Linked DNA regions of Mus musculus: region 2 is linked to region 1. The links are chromatin loops, found by intact Hi-C in ENCODE. Cell type or tissue: left cerebral cortex. All regions are shown on one strand. Each heading gives the region's core, and the rest is flanking DNA. Links, peaks and the distances in the headings are about the cores only. Region 1 holds the start of Gm33486 (a long non-coding RNA gene). Region 2 holds the start of Nexmif (neurite extension and migration factor).

Region 1 (7,403 bases), core at 1,962-4,461:
AGCACTTACTTTATGCCAGACAGCACCATCAAATACTGTGCCTTTTCCCTCTAATTATCCTTAAAGCAGAACTTCTCAGGATGGGGTATTTGTGAGGGAGTGCAGGAGTGGGGGCTGCCAATTAAAGCAGCTGCCTTTGCTTCTGCAACTCTTTCCAAGCCTTACAGCCCCTCTGCGCAGCCTGAGGTTATTTTTACTGACAGTTGGTTTCCCGGTGCAGCTGTTTCTCTCACAATTACTTCCCTGTTTAATTTTCTTCTTTACTAGTCCACAGTCCTGTTTAAAATGTCTCCTTCGAAGTGTTTGCTTGGTGTTTTCTTTCTGTTTGGTTTCTTCCAGCTTCACTGGGGTTTATCTGCCCCACAAGCCTTCTGCAGAAAATGTGTAATTTGATATTTTAGTGAAGTCCTGCTGTAAAAGAAAAGTGTATCTTTGACTTCCCTACTTCCCTTTGTAATTATTTTCCACTTCTGTAGCATTATCTCTAGTCTTCCCTTCTCCAACAAATACACTGACTTCCTCCTATATATTCTTTCACCTCTAGGCAGAAAGCAACATCTACTTTGATTAAAATAATCTTCTCTAAAATACTGATAAACACAAGGACTTCTCAGATCTCACATTTGTATTTAGACAGTTCAGCTCACTGGATCTCTTTGCTTCTCCAGCAAAGAGATCTTCTTGGTGTCTCCATCTATAAAGTGTTGGTAATAATAGCCATACTTCATAGAGTTATTATGAATCCTTCTTCTTTCTTTCCTTCCTTCCTTCTTTCCTTCCTCTTTCTTTATTTTTCATTTCTTTTTCTGTTTGTGTGTTTGTTTGTATAGAGTTCCTTTGTGTAGTCCTGGCTGTCCTGAAATTCACTCTGTTATTCCAAGCTAGGGAATTCTACTGCCCCTGCCTCCCCAGTGCTGGGATTAAAGGTGTGCCCCACCACCATCTTGTTATGAATACCAAATGAGTCAATTTATATAAAGAGATAATTTTAATTTCTGACATAGGGCAAGGGTTCAGTGACCATTTGCTATTGTTTTCACTGCCAGCACTATGAAGCTCCCTGGTGGCTGGCCATGGGTGATGTGATCCCACCCCCTGCTTTGGTGGTAAAATCCTGTGGGTAGGGTACCGCATATACCCTTAGAAGTTTATCTTTACGTGAAGCATATTAATAATGGGAAGAGAATTTAAGGTACCAAATTCAAAATCTCTGGTCTTGTCAGGAACAGTGGTGAGACACAGCTCAGCAGCCATTAGGAGCTACTGTCCCACCTACTCCCCCCACCCCCAACCCCTTAGGGGCCTGAAGTTGGGTAAAGCTGGATGTTTGACTACACTACAAAAAAATAATTTCAGGAGTATATGTGTGAACAAAAGTTAGTGAATTTATTATGCCAAGATAAGGGATAACACATACTTGAGATTTAAGCATATGGTAGAGGAGAGAGAGAGAGAGAGAGAGAGAGAGAGGGAGAGAGAGAGAGAGAGAGAGAGAGAGAGAGAACTAGAGAGGGATTACCAGGGGTTGGGGGGATGGCTCACTGACTTTGGAAGAGGACAATACACATCTAAGACCCAGATACAGGCTTAGGGACAAAGAAAGTTGTGCTTAGATATCTTCATTGATTCTGTGGCTTTCTAAGTTCAATTATTCAATGGTTTAAAATAAAACAAAGTTGAAATTAAGTAATATATATTATTTACAAAAGGGAATATCATATTTTTTTCTGCAAACTTTATATGCCCCAGTACAGGGGAATGCCAGGGCTAAATGGGTCGGTAGGGGAGCAGGGCGGGGGAGGATATAGGGGACTTTTGGAATAGCATTTGAAATGTAAATGAAGAAAATATCTAATAAAAAAATTGAAAAAAAATTTTTTTAATTTCCTTTTGTAAATTTGGAGCTAAGATGAAGAATGGACTATCCAGAGACTACCCCACCCGGGGATCCATCCCATAATCAGCCACCAAACCCAGACACTATTGCATATCCCAGAAAGATTTTGCTGAAGGGACCCTGTTATAGCTGTCTCATATGAGGCTATGTCAGTGCCTGGCAAATACAGAAGTGGATGGTCAGTCATCTATAAGATGGAACACAGGGCACCCAATGGAGAAGCTAGAGAAAGCACCCAAGGACCTGAAGGGGTCTGCAACCCTATAGGTGGAACAACAATATGAACTAACCAGTCTCCCCAGAGCTCGTGTCTCTAGCTGCATATGTAGCAGAAGATGGCCTAGTCGGCCATCACTGGGAAGAGAGGCCCCTTGGTATTGCAAACTTTATATGTCCCAGTACAGGGGAATGTCAAGGCCAAGAAGAGGGAGTGGGTGGGTAGGGGAGTGGGGGGGGGTATAGGGAACTTTCGGGATAGCATTTGAAATGTATATAAAGAAAATATCTAATAAAATATTCTTTTGTAAATAAAACTGCAAAATTGATTTATGTAGTCTGTAGTTTAGATTAATGGATGAGAGACGAATGCTAACACAATTAAACCGGTGGTGTGTGTGTAAGCTAGCCCCAGAGATCTGCCCATCTCCACCTTCTTAGTTTGGGGAGTACAAGCAATTACTACTACACTCAGATTTTTTGCCTGAACTTTGGCCAGCAAGACTAACTTACTGAGTGAGATGAAAGACAATTGAGAGACCTTGTCACAATCAGGTGGATGGCTCCTGAAGTTGACCCCTGGCTCCACGTTATGTGCACACAAACTCAATCAGGCAGACTCATGCATAACATACATACCAAAAGTTTAGTAACAGATATTTTGGGGGGTTGTCCAAATCACATAGTCTAGTATTTAATAGTACTGATGAATTACTCTTTAAATCATAAAGTAAAACTATGTTCAAAATATATGCCAGAATTGTTAACAGCACAGAAAATATCAGCATAGAGTTATATGGGGGAAAAAAACAAGATATAGAGCAAAATTATTTAAAATGTGATCAAGGCAAGAAACTACACAGATGGTAGTAAAAATGAATCTAAATGTTGAAACCATTGTCTCTGGGAGTATGTAAAATTTCTAAGTTTATTCCAATCTCCACAGTGCATGCATATTATTTTTGTAACGAGAAAAAGTAAAAGCCACAAAATTAAATCCTGGTGTAAATATAGAAAAAAGGATATGAAAATTGTTCAGAGAAGAAAGAGAAATGCTTTGAGACACAGAAATCCGTTCCTTTCCTGAGTATCAAAGAGATGCAAATGGAGCCAGTGCTGGGAGGCAGATCTTCAGCTATCACACTGATAAACAATTCTGTTAAAGATTACAATCTATGCTAGGCAGAGTCATAAGCATTTCACACCTATGGTGGGTGCTTGGAGAGAAAGGCCTGCGGAGGTTGGGTTCACAGAACACTGCTGCCATCTTCAGGAAGCTAATGGAATAGATAAATGTGTAATAATGTAATAGATTATTTATTACATTATTACATCCCTTATCTCTTTCCTTTCTGTTTCCTTCCTTTTTAGCTTCATTCTTTCTTTCCTTCCTTTACTTCTTTCTCCCTCTATGTCTTGCCTTTTCTTTTCTTTCTTTTTCAGTTGACTTGCCCATAAACAAGAAAGCCTCCAGGAAGACTTTACACCAAGTGATCTGTACTGCATGCCATGAATCCTTAGCAACAAGCTTTTATGTCAAAGAGATGGAGAGAACATTGTATGGCAGGTGAAGGGGTACATGAGTTTGTTTATCCCACATCGAGGGCCGATCCCTTCATTGGCTAGCACTGCCACTGTCTCTGCCTTACACTGCACTAATGAGAAGGACATTTTCAATGTTTTCATATGCTCCACTCTCTCCCTTGTAAAGATTGGTGCTTCATTGAATTTTATCAAAGACCCTCTGCTCCTCTGCCAATCCAAGGATGATAGAAAGACATGACTAATGTAAAAGACCTTGTACCTTTAAGGACTTGGAAGGCAAAGCCAAAAGGCAAATGCACTAATGAAACCAGCCTTGATAATCCTAGAAGGTTAGAGTGGACGACAATGAAGTTGTGGATGAAGAAGCCAGTGGTTCTCAACCTTCCTAATGCTGTGACCCTTTGAGTTCCCCGTGTGGTGATCTCCAACCATACAATTATTTTTGTTGCTATTTCCTAACTGTAATTTTGCTACTGTTATGAAATTGTAATCTAAATATTTTTGGAAATAAGGGTTTGCCAATGTGATCCCAACCCATAGGCAGAGAACCACTGATCTACTTTGTCTTCCTTCTCAGAAAGAAAAAAAAAGGAAATCAAAGCAAATCAAACCAAGTCCAAGCCAAGGCTCTTTAAAACAACATTGCCAGAGTCTGGGAAAGAGCCAAAGACTTGGCATCAGCCAAGCAAATAAAAAAGGCATCGCCAAATTGATAGGTAGTGGTATTGGACCCACTCTTGCATGACATCCTTTCCGGAGAACTCTGTGATTGCTTGTTTTGGTCTTAAAGAGTCAGCCCTAGCACTCAGTTCTCTCCCTTGAACAGGAAGAAGTAGAGCACACTCAATTTTCATGTTACTGTGTACAGCTTTTCTGTACCTTTTTTAAAAATTCAAGGCATTCATCTTTACTGTACTTAGCATTCATCTTTACTGAACTTGGAACTAAGTGTGTGTGGGGGGGGGGGGGAGTATTCAGTACTGCTCGCACGAGCTGCAGGAAAACTAGAGAGCCACAGTCCTCTGAGACATGTTGTCATAAGTGGAGGCAAACAACAGGCCTTTGAAAACACAAAGAAGCTAAAGAAAGAATGTCTAGGACTTGAGGGTCTATAACAGCTGTCATATGCATATTGGATCTCATGAAAGTTATAGGAATGATAAGGCATCCTGTGTGCTCAGAAAAGAGTCTTGGGAAATGTAATCTTGTCCCCTGTGGTAGTCTTTAGTTTCAGAACTTGTTACCTTGTCAAGGGCTGTCCCAACAAAGACCAAATCTGCAAAGCCTTGGAAAGCTCATAAACTTCAAAGAAACCCTTTAAAACATTAGCAAAGGGCCTGGCATATTTTAGTGGGTAAAGCCCTTGTATTGTAAACAGGAGGACCTGAGATTTCAATAAACTTGAAAGTAAGACAATTGAAATTATTGACTTCAGGAAGCAGACCCCAATGAAGAAAAACAATCTAGGAAATCTATTTTAAAGGCTTAGTTCATAAAATTGATGAGACTAGAAACTACAAAATTACAAAGAAGGAGAAGGAAGAGGAGAAAGGAGAAGAGGGAAGAAGAAGAGGGAAGAAGAAGAGGGAAGAAGAGGGAAGAAGAAGAGGGAAGAAGAAGAAGAAGAAGAAGAAGAAGAAGAAGAAGAAGAAGAAGAAGAAGAAGAAGAAGAAGAAGAAGAAGAAGAAGAAGAAGAAGAAGCAGCAGCAGCAGCAGCAGCCTGGCAAGCTGAAGATGCAAACACTGACACTGATGTTTTAGTTCAAGAACAGATTCTCAGGAAGAGCTGTTGTTACAGTTCAAGTCCAATGACTAATGATGGATCCACTGTTGACCAGGGAAGCCCGGTCCTTTTTTTTTTTTTTTTTTTTTTTTCCTATTCAGTCTTTCATTGGTGAGATGCACCTGTGCCAGTATGATGGTGTGTCACCAGCTTCACAGAAAGCCTGCTAGTTTAAGTGTTTACCTCATCCTAGAGAATTTGCGCAAACATTCAGAATGTTTTACCATATATCTGATACAATGGCCCAGTCAATTTGATGGTTTATGTATGTTTTAGTACACTTTTTAATGAAGAAAGGGAAAGTAACAAGTCATGTTGAGTCTAGTTCCTCAGAAGGTTAAAAATACAATTACCACATGACCATTCCATTCCTAAGTATATTATCAAAAGAAGTGAAAGCAGGGATACAGGCAGACAATTGTGCACTGATGTTCACAGAAGCATTATGCTCAACAGCCAAAGGTTGGAAGCAATATATGAATGTCCAACAGATGAGTGACTACACAAAATGTAATGGATGTGCTTTTAAAATGAGATAATAGCCTTTACATAGAAAGAAATCCAGGTCCAGACCGTAACCTGAATGAACCTCAAAAATATGCTTGGCGAAATAAACTAGACAAAAGGGACATATTTTCTGTAATTCTTCTTAAATGAAACTTATATGACAATTTAGATGCAGAATGTAGATTACAGCTTACCAGCAACTTGGAAAGGATCAAATGAAAATTTAACTGTTTAACATCTGTTAAATGCCTGTTTGGAGTGATCAGACAATTCTGGAAGTGGATATGGGAATAATTTCATAACAATGAGAATGTGTTTAATTCCACTGAACTATACAGTTTAAATTATTAAAGTGGTAAATTAGGGGGCTGGAGATGGCTTGATGAGTAAAACACTTGCTAAGTGGGAGAGCCTCAGTATCCAGCCAAGTGGCATATAGGTGTGGAGGTCTGCCTGCATCCCCAGTGCTCCAGGAAGTAGAGACAGGGCATCTCGGGGACAAGCTGACTGCCTAGGATACCTGAATTGGTGAGCTCTGGACTCAAGTGAGAGTTTAATACATAAGGTGGAGAGGAATCAAGAAAGGAACCCAGTATCAACATCTGTCTTCCACATATATACATGCATATTCCCCCTCACCACATATGCATGCAGACACATATATACAAATGTACATAACACTCACAAATGAGTAAAACATTAAACCTTACATTTTTCATTTGTTTCTGTGTGATGCTGGGTGTTAAATTCCATAACTCATGGTAATCAAATACCATGTATTGAGCCACATCTACAGCTGTATATTTTGCTACTGGGTGGGGGGGGGGAGAACAAAAAACAAGGTATTGGGAGCAAAGGGCTGTGTGTTGGAAACAGAGGAAACTTGAGTCAGAAAACAGAGGTTTGGAGTGGGATTTGGGAGGGTTTTCACATTATAAAATGGTACATGATATGACTATACTTGTGGGCTAAAGAGATCAAGATGACTAAAAACATACAATGTGATAGATGGTGAAATCCCCACAGACAGTGGCTATGTAAATGAACATGCTGGACAAAATTAAGTTCTAAATTCATAACGGGGCTGAGGTATTAGCTGAGTAGTCCAGCGCTTGCCTAGTACGCATGAAGCCCTGGGCAAAAAATAGAATGTCCTGATGTTCTGGATTGTGCAATCTTTCTGCCCTCTTCTTCTGCAACGTTTCCTGACCCACAGATACAGGCAGTTTGATGCAGGTGTATCTATAGTACTGCCCCAGATCTGCATCTCCCTCAGGGTAGCCAGGCCCCTTGTGCACTGAGCTGGGCTGGAGAGAAGCAAAGGAATGTAAGTACAGTGCAGGACCTCGGTCAGCAATGAGTGAGCAGGCAATGAACACCCGGGAACAACTTTAGAGAATTGTCTATTGGGATTGCACGGGGGGGTGGGGGGGGGCATGCTAAGGAGGTGACCAG
Region 2 (7,403 bases), core at 1,908-4,407, 810 kb before region 1:
CAAGATTTCCTCGAACTCTCTGTTTCCAAGGTTGACCTCAAGCTCAGGATCTTCTTGCCTCTCAGCCTCTTGTGTGGGGGATTATACCACATCTGGGTTTATGCTTGTTCTTGATGGAGGGTGGGTCAAAATTCCTATGTTTAGATGCAGTGTACAAATCTTGTTCTCCAGCCTTTAGATAATCTGCAGATAGACAGCAGAAGCTTCTTTCTCCAGCTAGTTTGTGGGACACTTGAAAAAAACAATGGGAGAATGAAACTGATAGTTTTCATAGGATTTGGGGACACTTGAGGAAAATGGTACATAATTGCTTAAATCAAAGTCATCTTACTGGAGAGAAATAAGATGATCTATAGACACGCCATTTTGGAAAAAAAATTGTGTGCGTTGTGGATGCTCTTAAGAATTCTGCCAGGGGTTTTTGGAACATTGTATGTAATGCCAGTACTCGGGAGGTGGACGTATGAGGATCACAAATCCAAAAGTAGCCTGGGCTACACACAAGACCCTGTCTAAAAATGAAAAACAAAAGCAAAAAACACTCATGGCTGGAAATGTAGCTCCAAGGTAGAGCTCTTCTCTAGCGTGTCCAAGGCCCTGTGCTCCATCTTCAGCTCCGGGGGGAAAAGGGGAAAAAGCTTGGAACAGAACACAACAAAAGCAAAACAAACGCTAGAAATCCTTTCCGGCTGGAGAACAAGGAAAGACATTAGATCATAGCATTTACAAGAAAAAGGGAGCACATTCCATAGCCAAAGTCTGTGAATCACTATTCAGGACAGAGGGAAGAGACAAAAGATCCTTGCCTCTACCTGGAGCAGGCCTCAAAAAGGCAGCTTCCCTGAACTGCCTCCTTCCCTAAATTGTGATATGCTTACTGTGGCAGGAGGCCGATGTTGTTTCATGTCTGCCTCAAAATACATTTTCTGGATAGCAGTGAAGGTACAAACTTAAAGGTCACCTGAAGTGCTCCTGTCATGGCTCTTTGTTTTGTTCTCAAAGCGTCCTGGACAACCAGCTTAAGTTCTTTATGTCCAACCTTATGACCTTGGATTTGAAAGGGTGCTCTGGTGAGGAACTATTAACTAGGGAGCTCGACTCTTCAGAGGAAGTAAAATAATAAAGGAAAATATAAAGTTTAAATCTGAAATCCTCCAACATGGGAAAAACAATGAAGCCAAAAATGACCTGCTTCTCAGTGAATCAGTCTCCTCTGTATCACTTGTTTGACCCTTCTATCTTCTTTTGCTTACTGCCAGCAGGAACATTTTGACCACGGGTATACTAACACATAAAAAGTTTACATATAACAGTCAAAGGCCAACTAGAATCTCCTCTTACTACAATGGAAGGGGCTTGCAGAAGAAAAAAATCTCTAGAACTGGATTTAGGAGCAGAGAAACTGCAATAAATGCTTCTTTGGTTAAGACAGTCCCTCCCCTAAGCAAATACTTCAGTGAGACTAGAACCTCCACAGTGATTGTGTTAGAGTGCCATGAGCACGTCTTTGAGTGTTTTAAATCCGGCTGTTAGAGCTTTTTCTTTCTCTCTTCTACCTCCGTAAACACAAGCAAAGGGAATCAACAGCACATCTTTAGTTCGCTTTGCTCTCTGGGCAGCTTACAGGTAATCAGATTGTAAAAAAAAAGAAAAGAAAAGAAAAGAAAAGAAAAGAAAAGAAAAGAAAAAGAAAAAGACAGGAGAAAGACAGTGAGTAAAACAGAAAGCAGCAGTGTTCTGCAGTTGTTTGACTTTGGCAACAGGGATATTACAGGTTTGCACGTGTGCCTGCATGTGTGTATGTGTGTGTTAAAAAAACATTGATGCATCGAAGATTTATTCATTGAACAGACTGATTTATTTAACAGACTTGACATATGTCAAATTCTGCCATGTGCTTATATAATTGTTACCCATTTATCCGAGCTGTAATTTAGGCAAATATTTGTTTTAAAAGTATTTTCTTTTAAATGGCTTTCTCTGGCTTGCTGCACAATCAGTGGTTCTTTTTAATTATGTTAACAATAGCTATTTGGTTGGAGTCTGTGAAATCTAATCTTTTCCCTAAACTCTTTTCAGTTTTTTTTCAAGTAATTACTTTCAAGTTAAAAATCATACCACAGGAAGAATTTAAATGTGCACAATATTTTATGTTTTGATATTTTGAATGTTTGGTCTTCAAAAAAAGTTAGTTTCTTGACATATTGTTAATAATCACAGATCTGGTACTATTGAAGTAAAAAAAAAACTGGCTAAAGGGACAAGAGTGTGATTTTTCTTAGCCTAGTTCTGTGGGGCATAGGGGTATGGAGACAGGAAGACAAGCTGGGGGGTGTGCTCTACAAAGAATTAAGTAGAAAAAGACAAAGTAAATGAAATCAAATTTCAAGTCTTACAAATTTTCTTGAATCACCCCACCCTATTTGAACACATGGGCACACACACAAAAATTATGTCTTTTCAACTCAAATACATGCAATCTATCTAGGTTCTGTGGGAGACAATTTTTGCTAAGTATTTCCAAGAAACAACAACAAAATGTCTAATCACTAGCTGCCAGAGGGGCTTTGAATTCCCCTATTGTAAATATGTTGCTTGCAAAAAAGCCCGAGGTTTATTTGACCTCCCTGGTCAAGGAGTATGGAGACTATGTAAGATGTAAGAGTATAGAGACTACATAAGATGTAAGGGTGGGGATAGAGGGAAATCCCACCACCACACAAGTACATTTCTGACCTAGTAAGCAAATACGCTTCTGTTGTTAGTGCTGGGTAAAATGTACAAGTCTTCCAGAAATTAGAGACTGTAATAAAAATGTACCAGCCCAAATTTAAATTGCTCACTAGACAGATGGTTAATTATATTCACAGCCACATATTTCACTGGGATAGAGTTTCAGACACTCAGCCAGTTTTATTTGATTAGCCGGTTTTCTAGTTAATATGTAAAATGACAGTTTCTTAAGGTTTTTTTTTTGTTCCTTTCTAAAAATATTTTTTAATAAGTGTAAAATCTCCTCAGCTATGAGAACATCACTGCTGTAAATAAAATGTTTGGTCATTCTATCCATGCATAAAGATGTGCGACTCACCCCGCAAGTCCCAAATGGTCTCTTGCAGTTCAGAGGAAACCATTAGAGCACCTTTTACTCAGCAAGCAAAATATTCCAGAACTATAAGCACACTCTGCTTCTTCAATTAAAACAGTTTTTTAAATCCCAGCGCTAAAGTATTTTATAAAGATACTTAAAAAAAAGTCCTGCCAACCCCACACACTATTGTGTATTCTCAGACAAGTCTACAAAATGAAACGTTAGAAAAAGCCACACAGTTAAGTATGCTGTTGCGCCTAGAATTTAACAACATGTTGGAAGCCAAAGCCCAGAAGCAAAATATGAGACTTGGTCATTCCAAAATGCTACCAGAAGCTGGACAAAAATCTGAAGTGCTGGTGTCAAAATGGGAATGTCAACTGATTTTTTTTTTTTTTTTAACTTCAGAAAAAGACTAAAAGCCTTGCGCCCGTGGTTCGGTGTCTCACTAATGAGACAGGAGCAGTCATGCTGAAACCACTGGATTCCTCAGCTGAACAGCGCGGTCTGCACACTTTCGGGGAGCGGGGCCGCCCCACGGCCTCTGAGCCCGCAGGGCTGGATAAGATCGAGCCGCAGCAGTGTCCCTGCAGGCGCAGCAGCGACGAGCTCCAGGAGTCCCGGAGGAAAGCGTCAATCTGACGGCAAGGGAGAGCGGGAAAGGGCAGCGGGCCAATTTCCTGCAAAGGTGACAAGCCTGGGCGAGGCTCGCTCGGGCCCCTAACTTCTCGTCGGTCGCCAGCGGCGGCTGCTTGGAGCGGGTGCTGCGAGCCGCCCGTGCCACCGCGGGGTGGCCAGAGGCGCCTGGGGCGCGCGGGAGCCTCGGGCGGGGGAGGCGTCCGTACGGCGGCCAGCGGCGCCTTCGCACCTCTGCAGCTTCGGCCGGGACGCCAGCCGGCGCCCGCCGCGTGCCTACGTTTTCCCGCTCCCTCGGACGCGTGCCTCGGGCCGTGCCACTTTCCCCAGACGCCCGAGGTTCCCCCGGGGTCACCGAACCGATGGGAGGTGGCAGGCGGCTAGCGGCCGCTGCCCTGCGGCAGGCAGGCGTGTGTGAGCGGCGGCGGCAGTGGCGGCGGCTCCGGCCCGCTCCCTTCCCCTCCCCCTCCCCCGGCGGCGGCACACAGGCCTTTCCTAGATTGCAGCGCACGCTCGGCGGCGGCGGCGGCGGCAGCGGCGGCGGCAGCGGCGGGCGAGCCAGGCTCCCTCGCCCCGGCGGCCTCGCTGCCTCCCGCACACAGACAGCACCCGCACGCCATTCGCACACTCTCCCACTCACACACACTCACACGCACGCGCGCGCACACACACACACACACACACACACACACGCTCTCCCCGCCGGCATCCCTTGCTCGGCTCCTCGCTCGGCTAGCCCTCGGTTCCTCGCAGCCGCCACCCCCACCCCCAGCTGCCGCCCGCCGGCTCCAGCCGGCCCGGGGAGCCAGGGAGAAGGCCCGGGGGGGATGGGGGAGGCTGCATGGCAGCGCTCAGACTCACCTCGCAGGCCGCCTCCCGAGGCGCACGTCGCTGGTGGGTCCTTGCTGCCGGCGTCCCGAGCTGGGACGGTCGCAGTCAAGGCTGGGCTGCCGCCGCCGTCGCCGTCGCCGGAGCTGCTAGAGCTGCCGCCGCTGCTCCCGCTCACTGCCGTCTCCTCTGCCTCTGCTCCATGCGCGGGGCCCGCCAGGTGGACGCGCCTCGCTCCGCTCGCTCACTCTGGCTCCGCCGCAGCCGCCGCACTAGATGGAGGCAGAGCTGTCGGGCTCGGGCGCCGAAACTCAGAGGCTCCACAGCCGCCCGCCGGCTCCCAGGACAGCGCTCCTCTCACCGCGCCGCTCGCCCGCGCCAGCACTGCCCGGCTCGCCGGCTGCGCGCGGCGGTGCCCGGAGCCCGCTCTGCACGCGGTGGCTGCGGCTGTCCGCGAGACGGAGACGCGGAGGGCGGTTGCGACTGCCGCTAGCGCTGGGAACACTACTGCTAAACGCTGCCACTGCCGCTACTGCCACTGCTGTGGTGGTGGCGGCGGCGGTGGCTGCTGCTGCTGATGCTACTGGTTTTCCTTCCCGGGTTCTCCCCCCCTGCCTCGGCCCCCTCCTCCCCCCTTTCTCCTCCTCCTCCTCTTCCTCCTCCTCCTCCCCCTTCTCCTCCCTGGGCTGCTTGGCTCAGAGCCTCTGCGGGCTCTGCCTGCTCTCTTCTGCTTCCAGAGCTGCCTCTGCCCATTCAGAAAGGTGCCCAGAGTGGGGCTGCCTCGGCTGCCACCATCGCTATTGCCCCTGCCATTGTTTCCTCCAACACAGCAGTTCTTGTTGGACGCGTTCCCCTCCCTATCCTCCTTCCCCACCACAGCCCTCCCTATCTTGCTCTCTCTTTCCTTACCCTCTCTGCGGTCCCTTCCTCGTGTGTGCCCCCTCCCACCCTGTCTGTCTGTCTGTCCCTCCCGGCGGTCCCCTCAGACGTCCGGGAGCGCGCACTGCGCGGCCACCTGTCATAAAGGGCGCGCACCCCCCTTCCCCACCCCCACCCCGCCCCCCACTCACATTCTCGCAGCCCGCCCAGTCCACGGCGCTGCTGGCTTGTTCTTCCCCTAGCAGACACGCAGCCGGACACCACTCTCCCACGCCTTTGAAGGCAGTTATGTGTTCAGAGAGGGGCGCTCTGAAGTTTCAGGAAGAATATCTGAATGGCTCCATGTATTAAGCCTCTATCCATCCAACCTACCCTTAACTTCAGGCCCCAAGCCCCGGGAAGGTGGATTGTGCTGGAAGGGTTGTAACAAGGCAGAGAATTGGAAAGGGATGAGTTTTTTTAGGAAGTGAAGGAGAGAAAAAGGGATTCTGAATATGGCCGGGAAGGAAATGGGATCTGACTGCTGTCACAGGAAAATTCCTTAGGTGGTCATTTCCCTTTTGACGCCCTGGGAATCAACAGTACAGGAATGGAAAGCGACCCACCGGGGAACACGTAGTATTCAATGAAGCCCAGGGTGTAGGGTTGGGGCCTGAGAGCCACGGTCAGTGCCACTAGAAACCAGGGAGAACGATTAAGTGTTGACGCTAGAGCGGAGAGAATAAAGCTAGCTACTTTGTGTGCACTTGCTCCAGCAAGTCCTTGCCACAACCCAGCTTCCCAGTCATGGAGAGCTCAATTTCAGATTTCTCTGTTTCCACCCTACAGCCTCATTTTCTAAGGTCAGACTTCGAGATCTGCAGTGTGTAAGTCCTCTAACCCTTCCCAGGGCCTCTAGCCTGTCACCTAACCCCTCCCCAGAAACAGCACAGACATGGATAATGTGTATGGGTCAGGAGGGTAGGGGGAGAGATTTTTCAAGGCAAAGTAAAAGATACAGGGGTCGGGTTTAAGTTAAAGGAACGCAGTCCTGACTCTTTCATCCTCTTGCCATGGAGTGTCTGTGTGGGGTGGGGGCAGGTTTTTAAAACTTACACTCACCTAGGGGACACACTTCTGGGTGTGTTTTCAGGGAGGTTTAGCTAAAGGCCACCTACCATTTCACCTTCTTGGAATACTCCTTGTCAGTCCCCTCTTATATTACAGAAACTCATCCTTCAATAATGGCTCATTTCTCAAAGAATCCAAACTTCCTGAGTGTTTACCTGTGTGACAACCACTATGGTGAGCAACCTACACCAATTCTTTTGTTTAATCCTCATAATAAACACATTTTTATTACTTCCATTTTACAGGTTAGAATATTGAACCCTGACAAAATATGCACATCTTGAAAAGAGGAATAGTGCTTTATGTACCTTGCTTACTGTGCAAGTACACTTGCCTCTTTTAGGCCAATGAGATAAATAAAAAATAAAATAAAATTTGACATCCACCCTCAAGTGCAGAAACAAATGTCAAGCATATAAAAATGCCACCATGTATGGCTGGATTTCAATTGCCAGAATGAATTGCTCTTTGCCATTTGATTTCACCTTGGCTAACCACATATGCTGTTATTCTTTTTGAAAGTTAGTTGCCAGCCAGTGCGATGGCTTACTGGATAAAAAGCAGATGCTTCAATTCTGATGCTCCAACATCCCCCTGAGGCTCCCACATGGTAGAAGAAGAAAATCAACATCCAGAAGTGGCTGTTGATTTTGCACACGTGCCATAGTATGTACAAGTACATGCCCCCACACAGGCACACACAAAATGAATGTATAAAGGTCGTTTATTAGCTATCAGTTATTATTTTGTCAGTGTCTCCACTCAAAGACAGCAAGGAACACACATTATAATGAAACAGTTTCAGTGTGTTACTAGTTACAGTGAAGGAGAACATACATCATAAGTCTACTTATGAATG

The links. Hi-C counts contacts between places; a loop is a spot of excess contacts. Peaks named below come from ENCODE experiments on the same cell type or tissue, not always from the same donor. Only the 100,000 strongest peaks of a DNase experiment are listed, where the experiment ranks them.
Region 2: a loop joins it to region 1, with 2.7 times the contacts of the local background. A loop is called at or near these places in 8 of 42 quality-filtered maps.

What each region holds. Positions count from the first base shown.
Region 1 is chrX:105,003,327-105,010,729 of GRCm38, forward strand. It overlaps Gm33486 (a long non-coding RNA gene), which reads right to left and starts at 570. Exons shown (of 3, transcript XR_387034.2): 1 at 10-570. In left cerebral cortex, for the core only: a CTCF peak has its summit at 3,374 (motif pointing left); a DNase peak (open chromatin) is centred at 3,299.
Region 2 is chrX:104,196,045-104,203,447 of GRCm38, forward strand. Nexmif (neurite extension and migration factor) reads right to left here and starts at 5,140. Exons shown (of 5, transcript NM_001077354.3): 1 at 4,589-5,140. In left cerebral cortex, for the core only: no CTCF peak of the experiment used is centred there; DNase peaks (open chromatin) are centred at 2,859 and 3,682; H3K4me3 peaks cover 1,421 bases; H3K27ac peaks cover 665 bases.